Linked DNA regions of Homo sapiens: region 2 is linked to region 1. A link is an interaction called in ENCODE POLR2A ChIA-PET data of the cell type or tissue named here. Cell type or tissue: PC-9. All regions are shown on one strand.

Region 1 (8,000 bases):
GGCCAATTTTGGATCTTTCATCTTTTCTAATAAATGCATTCAATCCAATAAATTCCCCTCTAAGCTCTGGTTTCACTACATCTCACAAATTTTGATAAACTGTATTTTCATTTTGATTTATTTCAAAATATTTTTAAGTGTTTTTGAGATTCCTTCTTTGAACTATGTATTATTTAGAAGTTGTTTAATCTTCCACATATTTTGGGATTTTCTAGCTATCTTTCAGTTACTGGTTTCTATTTAATTTTATTGTGCTTTGAGAACAGATATGGCATGATCTCTAGTTTGTTAAGGTTTGTTTTATGGCCTAGAATGAAGTTTATCTTGGTGAATGTTCCGTGTAAGCTTGAGAAGAATGTGTAATCTGCTGTTATTTGAAGTAGTCTATAGATGTCAATTATACCCAGTTGATTGATACTGCTATCAACTTCAACTATGTCTTTATTGATTTTTTGTCTACTGGAGTTGTCAATTTCTGATACAGGAGTGTTAAAGTGTCCAATTATAATAGTACATTCATATATTTCTCATTGTAGTTCTATCAGTTTTTGCCTCACATATTCTGATGCTTTGTTGTTAGGCATATAGATATTAAGAATTGTTGTATCTTCTTGGATTACTTACCCTTTGTCATTACGTCCTATTTATCCCTGATAACGTACAGTGCTCTGAAGTCTACTATTAATATAGCTACCCTCAGTTTATTTTGGTTAATGTTAGCATGATATATCTTTCTCCATTCCTTTACTTTTAATCTTTGTGTCTTTAAACTTAAAGTGGGTTTCTAGTTGATAACATATAGTTGGGTCTTGCTTTTTAATTCACTCTACTAATCTCTGTCTTTTAATTGGTATATTTAACCACAGTGATTATTGATATAGTCTGGACTAGTATCTATCATATTTATTACAGGTTTCTGTGTGTGGCCCCTGTTCTTTGTTCCTATTTCCGTCTTTTACACTTTTTCTGCCTTTTGTGGTTTTAACTGAGCACATTATATGATTTCATTTTCTCCCTTTTCTTGGCATATTGATTATACAGTTGACCCTTAAACAACATGGGTTTGAACTGCATGGGTCCTCTTATATGCAGATGTCTTTTTACTAAAAGCAGATAGAAAATACAGTATTTGGCTAGGCGTGGTGGCTCACGTCTGTAATCCCAGCACTTTGGGAGGCCAAGGCTGGTGGATCACGAGGTCAGGAGTTTGAGACCAGCCAGGCCAACATGCTGAAATCCCGTCTCTACTAAAAATACAAAAATTAGCCGGGCGCAGTGGCAGGCGCCTGTAATCCCAGTGACTCCGGAGGCTGAGGCAGGAGAATTGAGTTGCTTGAACCAAGGAGGCAGAAGATGCAGTGAGTGCTGAGATCGCACCACTGCACTCCAGCCTGGGTGACAGAGCAAGACTCCATCTCAAAAAAAAAAAAATATATACAGTATTTGTGGGATGTGAAAACTACATATATGTAGCACCAACGTTTTGTATACACAAGTTCAACAGGGCCATCTGCATGACTTGAGTAAGTGAGGATTTTGGTATACTCAAGGAGCCCTGGAACCAATTGCCCATGTATACTGAGGAATAACTGTTCTCATCTTTCCCTTCCTTCTCCTTCCCCTTCTTCTTTTTCAATTTTTACTTCTCTCAGCGGTTTCCCTGGAGTTTGCAATAAACACTTACAACTCATTCAAGTCCACTCTCAAACAATGCTATACCACTTCATAAGCAGTCCAAGTACCTTATAATAACCAAATATTCCTAAATTCACTCTTTCATCTGTTGCATCATTGCTGTCATTCATTTCACTTATACCTAAGTACCATGTATAGATACACACACATATACAAACCCACAGAAGCATAATCGAATACATGGTCACTATTATTATTTTAACAAACTGTTATCTGTCAGATCAATTATGAACAAGGAATATAAAAGTTTTTAAGATTCAAGCTTCTGACCTATATTATTTTCCTTCTCTCTGAACTTTTTTTTTTTACATATTTCTTACAAATCAGATTTGCAATAAATTCCCTCAATTTTTGCTTTAAGTCTTTTATACATATTTCTTACAAATCGGATTTGCAACAAATTCCCTCAATTTTCACTTTGAGTAAGTCTTTATTCTTCCTTTACTTTGGAAGGGTAACACAACATGGCAGGATATAAAATTCTAGGTGGTGGGCTTCTTTCTCTCAACACTAAATATTTCACTATTCTCTTCTTGCTTGCATGATTTCTGAGAAGTTGGATGTAATTTTTATCTTAGTTTCTCTATAGGTAAGGTATTTTTCCTCCCTGGCCTCTTTCAAGATGGTTTCTTTACCTTTGATTTTCTGAAGTTTGAATATGGTGTGGCTAAGTGTAGATTTTTGGCACTTACCATCTTTGGTGCTCTCTGAGCTTCCTGGATCTGTAGTTTGATATCTGACACTCATTTGGGGGAATTCTCAGTTATTACTTAAAATATTGCTTCTGTTCCTTTCTTTTTTTCTGCTGCTTTGGTATTTCCTTATGTATATTTTGCACCTTTGGCAGCTGTCTCACAGTTCTTGCACATTCTGTTCTGAGGGAGTTTTTCTCTGTCATTTTTCTTCTTGCTTTCCAGTTTTGGAAGCTTTTTGTAATATCCTCAAGCTCAGAGATTTTTAAAAGTCCAGTATACTAATGAGCCTATCAATGAAATTCTTCATTTGTTACAATATTTTTTACTATTTTTTATTCTTTCTTAAAATTTCCATCTCTCTGCTTACATTATCCATCTGTTCTTGCATATTGTCTACTTTTTCCTTTAAAGCCTTTTGCATGTTAATCCTATATTTTTTTTAATTCATAGCCTAGAAATAAAGCCACATACCTACAGCCATCTAATCTTTGGCAAAGTCAACAAAAATAAGCAATGGGGAAAGGATTCCCTATTCAATAAATGGTGCTGGGATAGCTGCCAAGCCATTTGCAGGAGAATGAAACTGGATGCCTACCTTTACCATATACAAAAATTAACTCAAGATGGATTTAAGACTTCAATGTAAGACCTCAAACTATAAGAATCCTAGAAGAAAACCTAGGAAACACCACTCTGGGCACTGGCACCTTGGGAAAGACTCTATGACTAAGTCCTCAAAAGCAACTGCAACAAAAACAAAAATTGACAATTGAGATCTAATTAAACTAAAGAGCTTTTGTATAGCAGAAGAAACTATCAAGTTAGAAAACAGACAACCTACAGAATGGGAGAAAGTATTCACAAACCATGTATCTGACAAAGGTTTCATATCCAGAATTGATAATGAACTTAAACAACTGAAGCAAAAAATAGTCCCATTTAGGCCGGGCACGGTGGCTCATGCCTGTAATCCCAGCACTTTGGGAGGCCGAGACAGGCGGATCATGAGGTCAGGAGATCGAGACCATCCTGGCTAACACAGGGAAACCCCGTCTCTACTAAAAATACAAAAAAATTAGCCGGGCGTGTTGGCGGGAGCCTGTAGTCCCAGCTTCTCCGGAGGCTGAGGCAGGAGAATGGCGTGAACCCGGGAGGTGGAGCGTGCAGTGAGCCGAGATCGCGCCACTGCACTCCAGCCTGGGTGGCAGGGCAAGACTCTAGCTCAAAAGATAAAATAAAATAAAATAAAATAAAATAACCCCATTTAAAAATGGGCAAAAACACATGAACAGACACTTCTCAAAAGAAGACATACAAGCAGCCAACAAACATGAAAAAAGAGGCTCAACATCACTAATTATCAGAGAAATGCAAATCAAAATCCCAATGAGTTATCATCTCACATCAGTCAGAGTGGCTATTACTAAAAAGTCAAAAAACAACAGATGTTGGCAAGGCTACAGAGAAAAGGAAACCTTTATACATTATTGATGGGAATGTAAATTACTTCAGCCACTGTGGAAAGCAGTCTGGACATTTCTGAAAGAACTTTAAAAGAACTACCACTCGACCCAGCAATCCCATTACCAGGTATACAACCAAAAGAAAAACCATTGTACCAAAAAGACACATGCACTCACATATTGATCACAGCACTATTCACAATAGCAAACACATGGAATTAACCTAGGTGCCCATCAACAGGATTGGATAAAGAAAATGTAGTACACACACACACCATGGAATACTATGCAGACATAACAAAGAATGAAATCATGTCCTTTTGCAGCAACATGGATGGAGTTGGAGGTCATTATCCTAAGCAAATTAAGGTAGGAACAGAAAACCAAATACTGCATGCCCTAACTTATAAGTGGGAGCTAAACACTGGGTACTCACTGACATAATGATGGCAACAATAGACACTGGAGACTACTAGAGGAGGGAGGGAGGGGGTGGAAGGGATGAAAAACTGTGGGATACTAAGGTCAGTACCTGGGTGACGGGACCATTCAGACCCCAAACCTCAGCATCATGCAACATACCTAGGTAACAGACCACACACATGTACCCCAGAATCTAAAATAAAAGCTTAAAAAAAAAGTAAAAATACGTAAAAAAATTTCTGGTCTGATATTTCCAACATTCCTGCCATATTTAGCTATGGTTCTGATGTTTGGTTTGGTCTCCTCAAACTACAGTTTTTGCCTTTTAGTATGCCTGTAATTTTTTGTTAAAGGTGGACATAATAATACTAAGTATTTTTTTTTTTAAAGCCTACAGTAAACAGGTGTTTTGTAATGCAGTACTAGGGTGATGGGGGAGGAGAAGCATTCTATAGGCCTAGGATTAGGTCTCAGTCCTCTGGTGAGCCCGTGCCTCTAGACTGTGACCTTCCACCAGCATTTCTCAGGTTTTTTCCTCCCTTCAAATGGAACAGGGTGGCTGGAGAGGGCTGAAGTTATTTCCCTTCCCACAACTGGAAGTCTAGAGGGAGGTGGAGTTAGGAATTTCCTTTTCTCCATGTGGAGGGCTAGAGTTGACTGGAGCTGCATTTTTCCCATTCCCCAGTTAGGTTTGGTTCTAAGAGAAATAATTTCTCCTGAGGGCAGGCCTTGTTAAGAACAGAATACCTTGGTGTATTTCAAAATGTTTCACTTCTCCCTTCTCCAGCTGACAGCGTAAGAGGATTTTTCTCAAATATTTACTGTGAGGACCTGGTAGAGCTCCAGGAAGTAAATCTCACAAAACTACGGGGGCTTCCTTAGGACTGGCTCTCCCTGGAGCTTTTAGGTCTCAGACTTGTCCACACTGAGCCTCCAGCAACTCCTCAATTACAGCTCAGATTTTCCTACCCGGGTACTGGTTCCCTCAGGGGTTTCTGATCCTCGGTTTCTGCTTCAGTAGTTGTGATTCTCTGTATCCAGCTGTCTGTCTCTCCAGTTTTGGAGGATGTGGTTTGCCCTGTGACTTCACTTATCTGAGGAATCTAAGAAGTGTTGTCTATTCTTCATTTTGTTCAGTTATTTATTTGTTGTCAGGACCAAGTGGCAATTACTGAGCTCCTTACATGCTACACTGGAAATTGGAAGTCTTCAGAGATTACTTCTTAATAGTTTTTAAGAGTGCTTTGTATATGAAGATATATACCCAAAAATCAGACAAAAAACCCTCTGTCAGGTTTTACAAATTTTTTCCTAGTTTGTCATCTGTCTTTTAATCTTGTTTATATTGGTTTTGGAGGCACAGGAGTTTCAATTCTTGTATACTCAAATCTATGATTATGGTTTCTGATTTTACGACAGAAAGGTCCTCCTGCTATCAAGAATATAATACCTTTATCTATTTTTTTGTACTTTTATGGTACTTTCAGTTTTTCCATTTCCTACCTATCAGAATTTTTTTTCTTCAGTTTTTATTAAATGGCTGGCTGGTTGTCACATCGTTTACTGAATAATTCCATCGTGTTCCAAAAACCATAAAATGCTGTCTTTATCTTAGACTAAATATCTATTAATAATTGGGTATGTTTCTGGACTTTGAGGGAAAAAAAAAAAAAAACCTGGGAACAGAGACTGCCTGTGAAATGAACTGAGTAGCTGGAAACAGGGAAGAAAAAAAGACTAATTTTTCACTGTTCCCTTTTAAATTTATTCCACGTGCTTTGAATTATCACTCAAGACATCAACAGAAATCTGTTGAAATTCTGCTTACTAGACATGATGTCATTATCAAATATTTCAGATTTGGCAAATTATACCACAACCCCATATGCACCTGAATACCTGAAATCATAAGTCTATCTTGAGCTTAAAACCCTGATTTAATCTATTCTATTTTAAATAAATAGTAAAAGTACCTCAATTATCTTAAACTAGATGTTTCTCTGCCACTTAACATGGTCAAACACAAAACCATATTTTACCATGAAGGAAAAACAAAAGCTTCTGTCTAAATCCTTAATTGTTATAGTTAAGGCTACTACTGGAAATGTGTAAGAATCTCAGATAATGTCAATTTCTTACTGTGTGTGCTTCCCAGATCCAGCCATCACAGATGTATTTTACTTTTTGTGTTGTCAGCTAGTCACCATCTTTTTCTACCAATACCTATAGTGAATACTTAATCAGAACCTAATCTTTTTATTCTATTGCTATCTGATCATTGTATTTTCAGTATCATTTCATTATCATTCAATCTCTGAAGCCAAACTGAACCTCTGTTGTAACCATAATTCCATAAGCGACTGCCTGAGAGAAAAGAGGTATCCATCTAGCAGCAGACAGAAAAAGAACAGCTTTCTTCTGTTATGTCAGTCTTCTTAAGATCCTCTCTCTCCCCCTATTTTCTAAACAACTATGAAAGACAGACTCATTTAGTAATTTTAGCCTTTCTCCAAATAAATATATTTTTTAGCCACTGAAAATGCTCTCTTAATAGAAATGCGAAGGTGACCTAGTATTCAGTCTCATTAGCATTCTCATTAATAATTACAGCGATCAGACATTATCTTTGTACCCTCTAATTCTGCTCTCACTACCTGCTCTCCTAGGTACTTTCTTAGTCTCTGTTGCTCTGCTAATAAATGAACTCTTTTAACATGCAGAAGATGCACATTCCACATATCTCCTAGGAAAACTAATATTTAAAAGAGAAACCAATGCTTTTAACAGTCTAATTACCCTTAGATTTTAAAGCCTCTTATTTTTGATCTTCATAACAGTATCATCCCCATATTCAACAGGAAACATACAGTGTGATTTACCAAACATCCTATTACCGGTAGTAGAACTAGGTCTCCTGTGAGAATGTCCTTTGCCCTAAATACATTGCCTTCCTCAGAGAAGAAAAGTGTCTTTGCAGAACACAATGAAGGATGCGCTTTATATAGCACAATGTATGAATATTAGTGATATATGTATAAAATCAAAATTAAGTTCAGTACTTAAAGAAATCATATCTTCTATATAAGAAATGATTTCAAGCACTCCAAGAGACCACACTATAAAAGCTTCTAGGCAGAAGGTACTATATTTCCTTTTCTCCCAGTGCCCCTAGCACCTTATCTTATACAGTGAAGTACTTATCTAATGGCCACTTTTTTTTTTTTTTTTTTTTTTTTGAGACAGAGTCTCACTCTGTCACCCAAGCTGGAGTGCAGTGGTGCAATCTCAGCTCAGTGCAACCTCCGCCTCCCAGGTTCAGGTGATTCTCCTGCCTCAGCCTGCCAAGTAGCTGGGATTACAGGTGTGCACCATCATGCCCAGCTAATTTTTGTATTTTTAGTAGAGATGAGGTCTTGCCACATTGGCCAGGATGGCCTCGAACTCTTGGCCTCAAGTGATCTGCCCTTGTCGGCCTCCCAAAGTGCTGGGATTACAGGCATGAGCCACCGCACCCAGCATAATGGCCACTTATTTCTTAGCAAATCTCAACTATCTGCTAATAAATTTGGCAGATTTCTGTGTATCTGAGACACAGTCCAATACACAGAAATTATAAACACCCTCCACTAAAATCTGGGCACTTTTCATGAGAGACTCTTCTCAGATGAAGTTACTCTTACTTTAGATCAACAGTTCTCAACCACATCAGATTCAATGTGCCCCT
Region 2 (8,000 bases), 220 kb before region 1:
CAGGAGTTCGAATCCAGCCTGGCCAGCATGGTGAAACCCCGTCCCTATTAAAAATTAGTCAGGCGTGGTGGCGGATGCCTGTAAACCCAGCTACTCAGGAGGCTGAGGCACGAGAATCGCTTGAACCCAGGAGGCGGAGGTTGCAGTGAGCCAAGATCGCACCACTGCACTCCAGCCTGGGCGACAGAGCAAGACTCTGTCTCAAAAATAAATAAATAAAAGTAGATGGTAAAAAGCTTCTGAAGCGATAATATAGGGAAAAGCTACACTGGCAAGACACAAACAAAATAATCCAATAGGACTTTTTTATGTCTAATGTCTATGATTACTCTGAGGTACTTATTTATGGAAAGAGATTAAAATACACACTGTAGCAAAATGCTTGCAATTTTGCTATTACTATAAGTTCATGATATTCAGGATTGGAATTCATGTCACAATAATGAAGAGGACTGGCTGTAGAAATTTAAATTTCTTCATGAAGAAAGTAACGACAAGCTAAAAAAAATCAGTATGAAATCTTTATTTTTTTAAGATAGCAAATATTGAGAAAAAATATTAAGTATATTAGTTGTTTCAAAACATGTCCAAACACTCATAGATATTTAGTAAGAAAAATCTGATTGCAATTACAACTACTTTGTTTCTTTTTAAGAAACAGGGCTTGGGCTGGGCGCAGTGGCTCACATTTCTAATCCCAGCACTTTGAGAGGCCGAGGTGGGCGGATCACGAGGTTAGGAGTTCAAGACCAGCCTGGCTAACACGGTGAAACTCTCTCTCTACTAACAATACAAAAAAAATTAGCTAGGCATGGTGGCACATGCCTATAATCCCAGCTACTTGGGAGGCTGAGGCAGGAGAATCGCTTGAACCCGGGAGGCAGAGGTTGCAGTGAGCTGAGATAGCGCCATTGCACTCCAGCCTGGGAAAAAAGAGTGAAAGTCTGTCTCAGAAAAAAAAAAAAAAAAAAAAAAAGGGCTGGGCGAGGTGGCTCACGCTTGTAATCCCAACACTTTGGGAGGCCAAGGTGGGCGGATCACAAGGTCACGAGATCAAGACCATCCTGGCCAACATGTAAAACCCCGTCTCTACTAAAAATACAAAAAATTAGCCAGGTGTGGTGGCAGGCGACTGTAATCCCAGCTACTTGGGAGGCTGACGCAGGAGAATCGCTTGAACCCGCGAGGCAGAGGTTGCAGTGAGCCGAGATCATGCCACTGCACTACAGCCTGGGCAAAAAGAGTGAAACTCCATCTAAAAAAAAAAAAAAACCGGAAAGAAACGGCTTTGCTAAGTTGCCCAGGCTAGAGTGCAGTGACTATTCACAGGCATGATCACAGTGCACTATGGCCTCAAACTCTTGCCTCAGCCTCCAGAGTAGCTGGGACTACAAGCATATGCCACTGTGCCCAGCTGGAATTACAATTTTGCAATGCTTTTGCTATCCTAGTCTCTATAATAAAGCTGGGTTTACAACTAATCTTTTATTTTAATCTGTCTCTTCATTTCTTTGGGTGGGGGAGGTTGACTGGAAATGGAAAATAAACTATGTATAGACATGAGAAATGTGTGTGTGCATGTCTGTGTGTGTTGTATGTGTGTGTGTATTTGAGACAGGGTCCCACTCTGTTGCCTAGGCTGGAGTGTCATGGCACGATCACAGCTCACTACATTATCAGCCTCTTGGACTCAAGCAATCCTCCCACCTTAGCCTCCTGAATAGCTGGGAACTATAGGCACACGCCACCATATCTGACTAATTTTTTTTAGTTTCTGTAGAGACAGATTTTTTTTTTTTTTTTTTTGCCTAGGCTGGTCTTGAACTCCTGGTCTCAAGTGATTCTCCCACCTCAGCTTCCCATAGTGCTGGGATTACAGATGTGAGCCACTATGCTGGGCCCTAAATTTATATTTCTATTCTGCATTTTAATTTCACTCCCACAGGCTTGTTTTAAAGAATTTTACTAAAATGGCTGGGTGCAGTGGCTCATGCCTGAAATCCCAACACTTTGGGGGGCCAAGGTGGGCAACTGCTTGAGGCCAGGAGTTCAAGACCAGCGTGGCCAACATGGCGAAACCCCGTCTCTAGTAAAAATACAAAAATTAGCTACACATGGTGTTGCATGCCTATAGTCCTAGCTATTCAGGAGGCTGGGGTGGGAGAATTGCTTGAACCCGGGAAGCAGAGGTTGCAACGAGCCGAGATCACGCCACTGCACTCCACCCTGGATGACAGAGCAAGACTCTGTCTCAAAAAAATAAAAATAAAACAGGACAATCATCACATCATACTAATGTTTACAAACATTCTAAAGCCAAATCCACTTCGTCCATAGTCCCTCTTTATTAACAGGATGATATAAAGTCACCTACCATTCTTAATGTCTTCCTTAAAACCACTTCCGGCTGGGTGTGGTGGCTCACGCCTGTAATCCCAGCACTTTGGGAGGCTGAAGTGGGCGGATCGCCTGAGGTCAGGAGTTAGAGACCAGCCTGGCCAACATGGTGAAACCCCTCTCTACAAAAAATACAAAACTTAGCTGGGCGTGGTGGTGCTTGCCTGTAATCCCAGCTACTTGAGAAGCTGAGGCAGGAAAATCACTTGAACTCAGGAGGCAGAGGTTGCAGTGAGCCGAGATCATGCCACTGCACTCCAGCCTAGGCGAGAGTGAGACTTCCTCTCAAAATAAACAAACAAACAAAACAAACAAACCATTGCCTACAACCAACCTAGCCAAGTATTTTCCCCAGGAAGATTACACATTCTAATCCCCATTATCAGAAATAATCACTTCTACTGTTGTTATTCTAGCATCAGTCTCAAAGAATAAATGACTTCCTCGACCTTTTCTTGGTTTGGTGGTCTCAATGCCACCAAACCTTAACTGAAATAAACCATGGTCACTCCATTTTATATTCATCCTTCTTGCCAGCAAATAAACCAACAAATACCTAGAGATAAGTAGTGTGTAGAACCAAACAAATCTTTCTGCTCTCACAGAGCTTTTATTCCAAGAATATATCACTACCTTCCTAGCCATATTCTGATGATCAGACCTCTCCTACTTCTTTTACTTACCACTTACATTCACTGCTACCATTCTCTCAGGTCCATCAAATAAAATATAAATATGTAATATTTGTTTTTCCTTCTTTATCAAAAATACACAATCAACACACTCATTGTCATAAAATAGGGCCTGAAGATAAAATCTTCAGGTCATCCTACTTTTATAATCACATGTGATCTAGCTGTCTAATTCTGCATTCCTTTGAAACTCCTCTCTCAAAGTAATGGCCCAATTATTGATAAATTCAGTCCTCCACCCTCCTCAACACAGAGGCATTCGTATTAATGATAACCTATAAGAGGCTTATTTCTCCTTTGACTTTGAAAATACCATATTCTGATGCTTTCCCTATTTCTCTAATTTTTTTTTTCAATCTTCCCAGATGGCTCCACTTCTTCACAACCCTTAAATGTGGATGTGGCTCAAGATTAAGCCAATCACTTTGAACTCCAACTGATCAACTTATGGCTCTAAGTATTATCTATATGCAGTAAACTGTCACATCTAGGTCCTTTTTCTGACCTTTCCCATGTACTAATTCAGTTCTTTTTAATTTAATTGCCCTTCTTGCATTTAATCTAACTCTTCCAACTGATCCTAAAAGACAAATTTAACTAAATCATTCCCTATTCAAAGCACTTTATTACTACATTTTGCAAGATATCCTAATCATCTTCACCTTGCAGATGAACTCTTCAGCAATTCAACCCTTTCTGCTTTCCAGATTCATAGTTCACTATGGTCATTTTCGTAATTATGCGTATCTCACATCCTTAAACGTCCTCTGTTCTTTTACATTTATTCTCGTCTAATTTAGCTCAAGATGTTTCCCTTTATCTGTTCAGTTCAATCTTTTTTTTTTTTTTAATTTTTTGAGACAGAGTCTCACTCTGTTGCCAAGCTGAAGTGCAGTGGTATCATCTCGGCTCACTGTAACCTCCGCCTCCAGGGTTCAAGCAAATTCTCCTGCCTCGGCCTCCTGAGTAGCTGGGACTACAGGTGTGTGCCGCCACACCCAGCTAATTTTTGTATTTTTGGTAGACACGGGGTTTCACCATGCTGGCCAGGATGGTCTCCATCTCTTGACCTCGTGATCCGCCCGCCTTGGCCTCCCAAAGTGCTGGGATTACAGGCCTGAGCCACTGCACCCTGGTCAATCTTTCCAAGGCCTAGTTCAAACATAGCCTTGTCTATGAATTAATTTCTGTATCTCATCACTCAAAATTAATCCTTTCCTGCTTTATATACCCACTGCTATCTGTTTGGACTTCTACTACCACACAGTAAAAATAGTTTTAACTTGTTATTTATGCATGTATCTGTCTCCACAAAACTTTGGAGTTCTAGGAAGACAAAGATTTCTTCAATTTTGTTTTTGTATTTTCCATAGTATCTAAAAACAAAGGCTATCATTAAATATTTTTAAAGAAGTTCTAAAATTGAGGGTCATTAAGGAAAACACTTTCCACCAGCTCCTAGGAAGTTAATTTTAAAAGGCATTATTGAAAATGTAGAACTAAATTGTTGCAGCCAGTCTACAGTTTTTTATGAGGAAATTATGTAAGAAGAGCCACAACCATCTTAGGTCATCAAATTTAAAAAACAGCAATTAGAAGATAAAGATTCTTTCTGAAGTAGTTAAAAAAAAAAGGAATAGCATTTAGATTTTTTGTTTTGAGTGAGGATCTCTCCGTGTCGTTGGGGCTGGAGTACAGTGGCTTGATCATGGCTCAGTCTCACTGCAGGTGTGAACTCCTCAGATCAAGTGATCCTCCTGCCTTAGCCTCCCTGAGTATCTCAGAACACAGACATGTGCCACTGTGCCCAACTAATTTTTTTTTTTTTTTTGGTAGAGACAGGGTCTCACTCAGGTTGGTTCTGAACTCCTGGCCTGAAGTGATACTCCTGCCTCAGCCTCCTAAAGTGCTCGGCCACCCAAAGTCACAGGTGTGAGCCACCATGCCTAGCCTGCATTTAGAATTCTGAGGGCAACCATAAGTATTAACTGAAAATGTTAAGAAATTACAATTAGTGTTTCAAGCCTATGAGTTCTGTCTTCATTGGCTGCTTTCTTGCTATGATTCTATATAGGCTCACCAGAGAACCTGCTGATCAAGAAAGGGGTCTCTCTCAAGAAGCATTAACTAGATTTTGAATTGTTTTATGAGCAAGTTTCATTTCAAACAGAAAAAGGTACAATTTATTTCCAAATTGTTAGAGACAAAATTTTTTCAACAGTTTAGTCAAGAAAAATCTGGTAGGTACAATTGATTCTTGTTATGCATGGTAGTTACGCTCTGTAAAGCCCCTTTAAACAATGAATTAGTAAATACTGAGCTACTGTTCTTAAGGAAAATACAAGGTAGGCTCCAATGAGCCCCTTGTCACATTTTTGTTAACTGTATTTATCCACAAACATGTTTCATGTGTGTTTCTGCTTAACCACACTATATATATGTATATATATATACATGAATACGTGTATGTATATACATGTACATGTGTATACATATATATATATACACGTATATGTGTGTGTGTGTGTGTGTGTGTGTGTGTGTGTGTGTGTGTGTGTATATATATATTTTTTTTTTTTTCTTAGATGGAGTTTCACTCTTGTTGCCCAGGCTGGAGTGCAATGGCACAATCTTGGCTCACTGCAACCTCCGCCTCCCAGGTTCAAATGATTCTCCTGCCTCAGCCTCCCAAGCTGGGATTACAGGCATGCACCACCACGCCCAGCTAATTTTTTGTATTTTTAGTAGAGACAGGTCTTCACCATGTTGGCCAGGCTGGTCTCAAACTCCTGACCTCAGGTGATCCACCCGTCTCAGCCTCCCAAAGTGCTGGGATTACAGGCATGAGACACCATGCCTGGCTATCTTGTTGATTCATTAATATTGAGATCACGAACAGCAGCACTATTAACTCATGCCTAAATGAAACTTGTCTAACACATGTATTTTCCACAAAAGGCATATCATCACAGCCTTCTTGCCCTTAAAAAACATTAGGCAGTACTCGGCACTACATTTGGGGAGTATTTTAAACAGCAAAATCACTAACCTAAACCAGAAAAACAGAACAATACAAAAAACATGACATTAAATAGACCATTAAAAGGATACTTGTTTACAGTATGAAATCTGAAACAAAAAAGCAGAACATCACCTGTTCAATCTCAGTTGGAAATGTGCGTATAGGTGACAAAAATTTTTCTCCACTCTGCGTAAGTCTATGAATGGTCAAGGAAGTGCCATTTTGGGTTACAAATAATTTTTAGTGAGTAGGCATATTTGCAATTACAGAATCTGCATATAATGAGATCAGCTATATTTTCTACATGCTAGTAAGCCTAGTTATCTAGCTGTAAAAGATAGTCTCTCCTGGTTGACAGTATGAAGTTCTTAAAAGAAAAGGGGGTGGAGGATAGACAATTTTTTTTAATTTAAAGCAAAAATCTCTATTTTACTCGTAAGTTCCCATTTTAAGATTTTCATAAATCAGGTTACACATTTCTTCAAAGTACCTGTTACTATATAATTATTCCCTTCTTGAACCATATGTGTTTCTTTCACCACTTTGAAAGTTTCTCAAAATTAGGAACCAGTCATCTCCTTTGGCATCTTTTCTCATCATCATACCCAGGATCCTGAAAAGTATATGCAGTTTAGTTGTGTCGACAGCGAAGTGTTTATTTAAAAACATTAAATAAACCAGGCGCGGTGGCTCACGCCTGTAATCCTACAAGCCAGGGATGGCCTGAAGCCTGGAGGCCGGGCTGCCAGTTCTGGGTAGAGTCTCCAACCCAGAGAACTTCCTTGATGCCTTTTGGCCAGTCGGATAGTGCTTTTTCCAGGCCCACCCATGGACCAGTCAGCATGCACTTCCTCCATTCTGAGCCTATAAAAACCCCGGGCTCAGCCAGGCTTGGACACTCATCAGGACTACCTGTCTGCAGATAGGAGCTACCTACTTCAGGTCTCCTCTCCGCTGAGAGCTGTTCTATCACTCCTCTCTGTCTTGCTCACCCTCCAGTTGTCCACATAACCTCATTCTTCCTGGATGCAGGACAAGAACTCTGGACCCACCAAATGGCAGGACTGAAAGGAGCTGTAACACATTCCTGGCTGGCTTACTGAGGTGTGGGTGGTAACATGCTCCCAGATTGTGAAAGTGAAGAGTGGTGAACTTTCTGGGGGCCCAGACCTTGGGGTTCCCAAAGCCAGAGCTTCCGTAACACTACAGCCCTCCTGCCCTCCACCAGGTAGCCACCCCATGGGATGGGAAAAAGCAACAGGGCCGGGCCAGCCCAGGAGTTGCCAGCTGGAGCGGGATGGCAGGACTGAAAGAGCTGTAACACAAATGGGCTGAAACTGCCCTCCAGAAACTCACCCCCTCACTCGCCACACTGCAGGTGACGAGAAAGAAAGAAGAGCTGTGGCCCTACTGGGAGCCCAGACCTCAGGGCTCCTCAAGCCAGGGCTGTGACACGCTGTAACACCCTTTTTGGGGGCTCTGCAGATCCTGGCATTTCTAAGCTTTCAGATGATACCACATTCCCTCCATCCACACGCGGGTGCTGCAGCGACAGCTGCTTACGGTACATCTGATCCAGCTGCAGCCTCACAATGGGGCCAGACCTGTGCTGGTGACTGGAACTGCCTGCCCCACTATAGCAGCCAGTATGCCTGGCTGTGCACAGTGATTGGACCCTGTGCTTGCCCGGTCACACACCCCTCACCACTCTGCTCCTGGCTCGCCCTTGATAGGCGTGAGATCCAGGCCAGTAGTGTGAGCCGAGTTCAGCCTGCCAGGCCAAGTAGGCAGAATGAGCCCAGTGGGAATAAGCAAAACTCAAGCACTGGTGCCACTGGCCACAGAATTTCCAGCTGGTGAAGTGACATCTGTGACATAAACAGGACCAT

Evidence for each region. ChIA-PET counts read pairs that join two places held together with the same protein. Peaks named below come from ENCODE experiments on the same cell type or tissue, not always from the same donor. Only the 100,000 strongest peaks of a DNase experiment are listed, where the experiment ranks them.
Region 2: POLR2A ChIA-PET joins it to region 1 with 10 read pairs; 3 of 35 experiments call an interaction of 5 or more read pairs at or near these places.

Annotation. Positions count from the first base shown.
Region 1 is chr10:63,510,299-63,518,298 of GRCh38, forward strand. It overlaps a transcript of JMJD1C not described here. Among named protein-coding and RNA genes, the nearest start is that of REEP3, 7.1 kb to the right of the region's middle. In PC-9, no CTCF peak of the experiment used is centred here; a DNase peak (open chromatin) is centred at 4,973; H3K27ac peaks cover 1,220 bases.
Region 2 is chr10:63,290,358-63,298,357 of GRCh38, forward strand. The region is part of intron 2 of JMJD1C (jumonji domain containing 1C); the gene reads right to left. Among named protein-coding and RNA genes, the nearest start is that of MIR1296, 79 kb to the right of the region's middle. In PC-9, no CTCF peak of the experiment used is centred here; no DNase peak of the experiment used is centred here.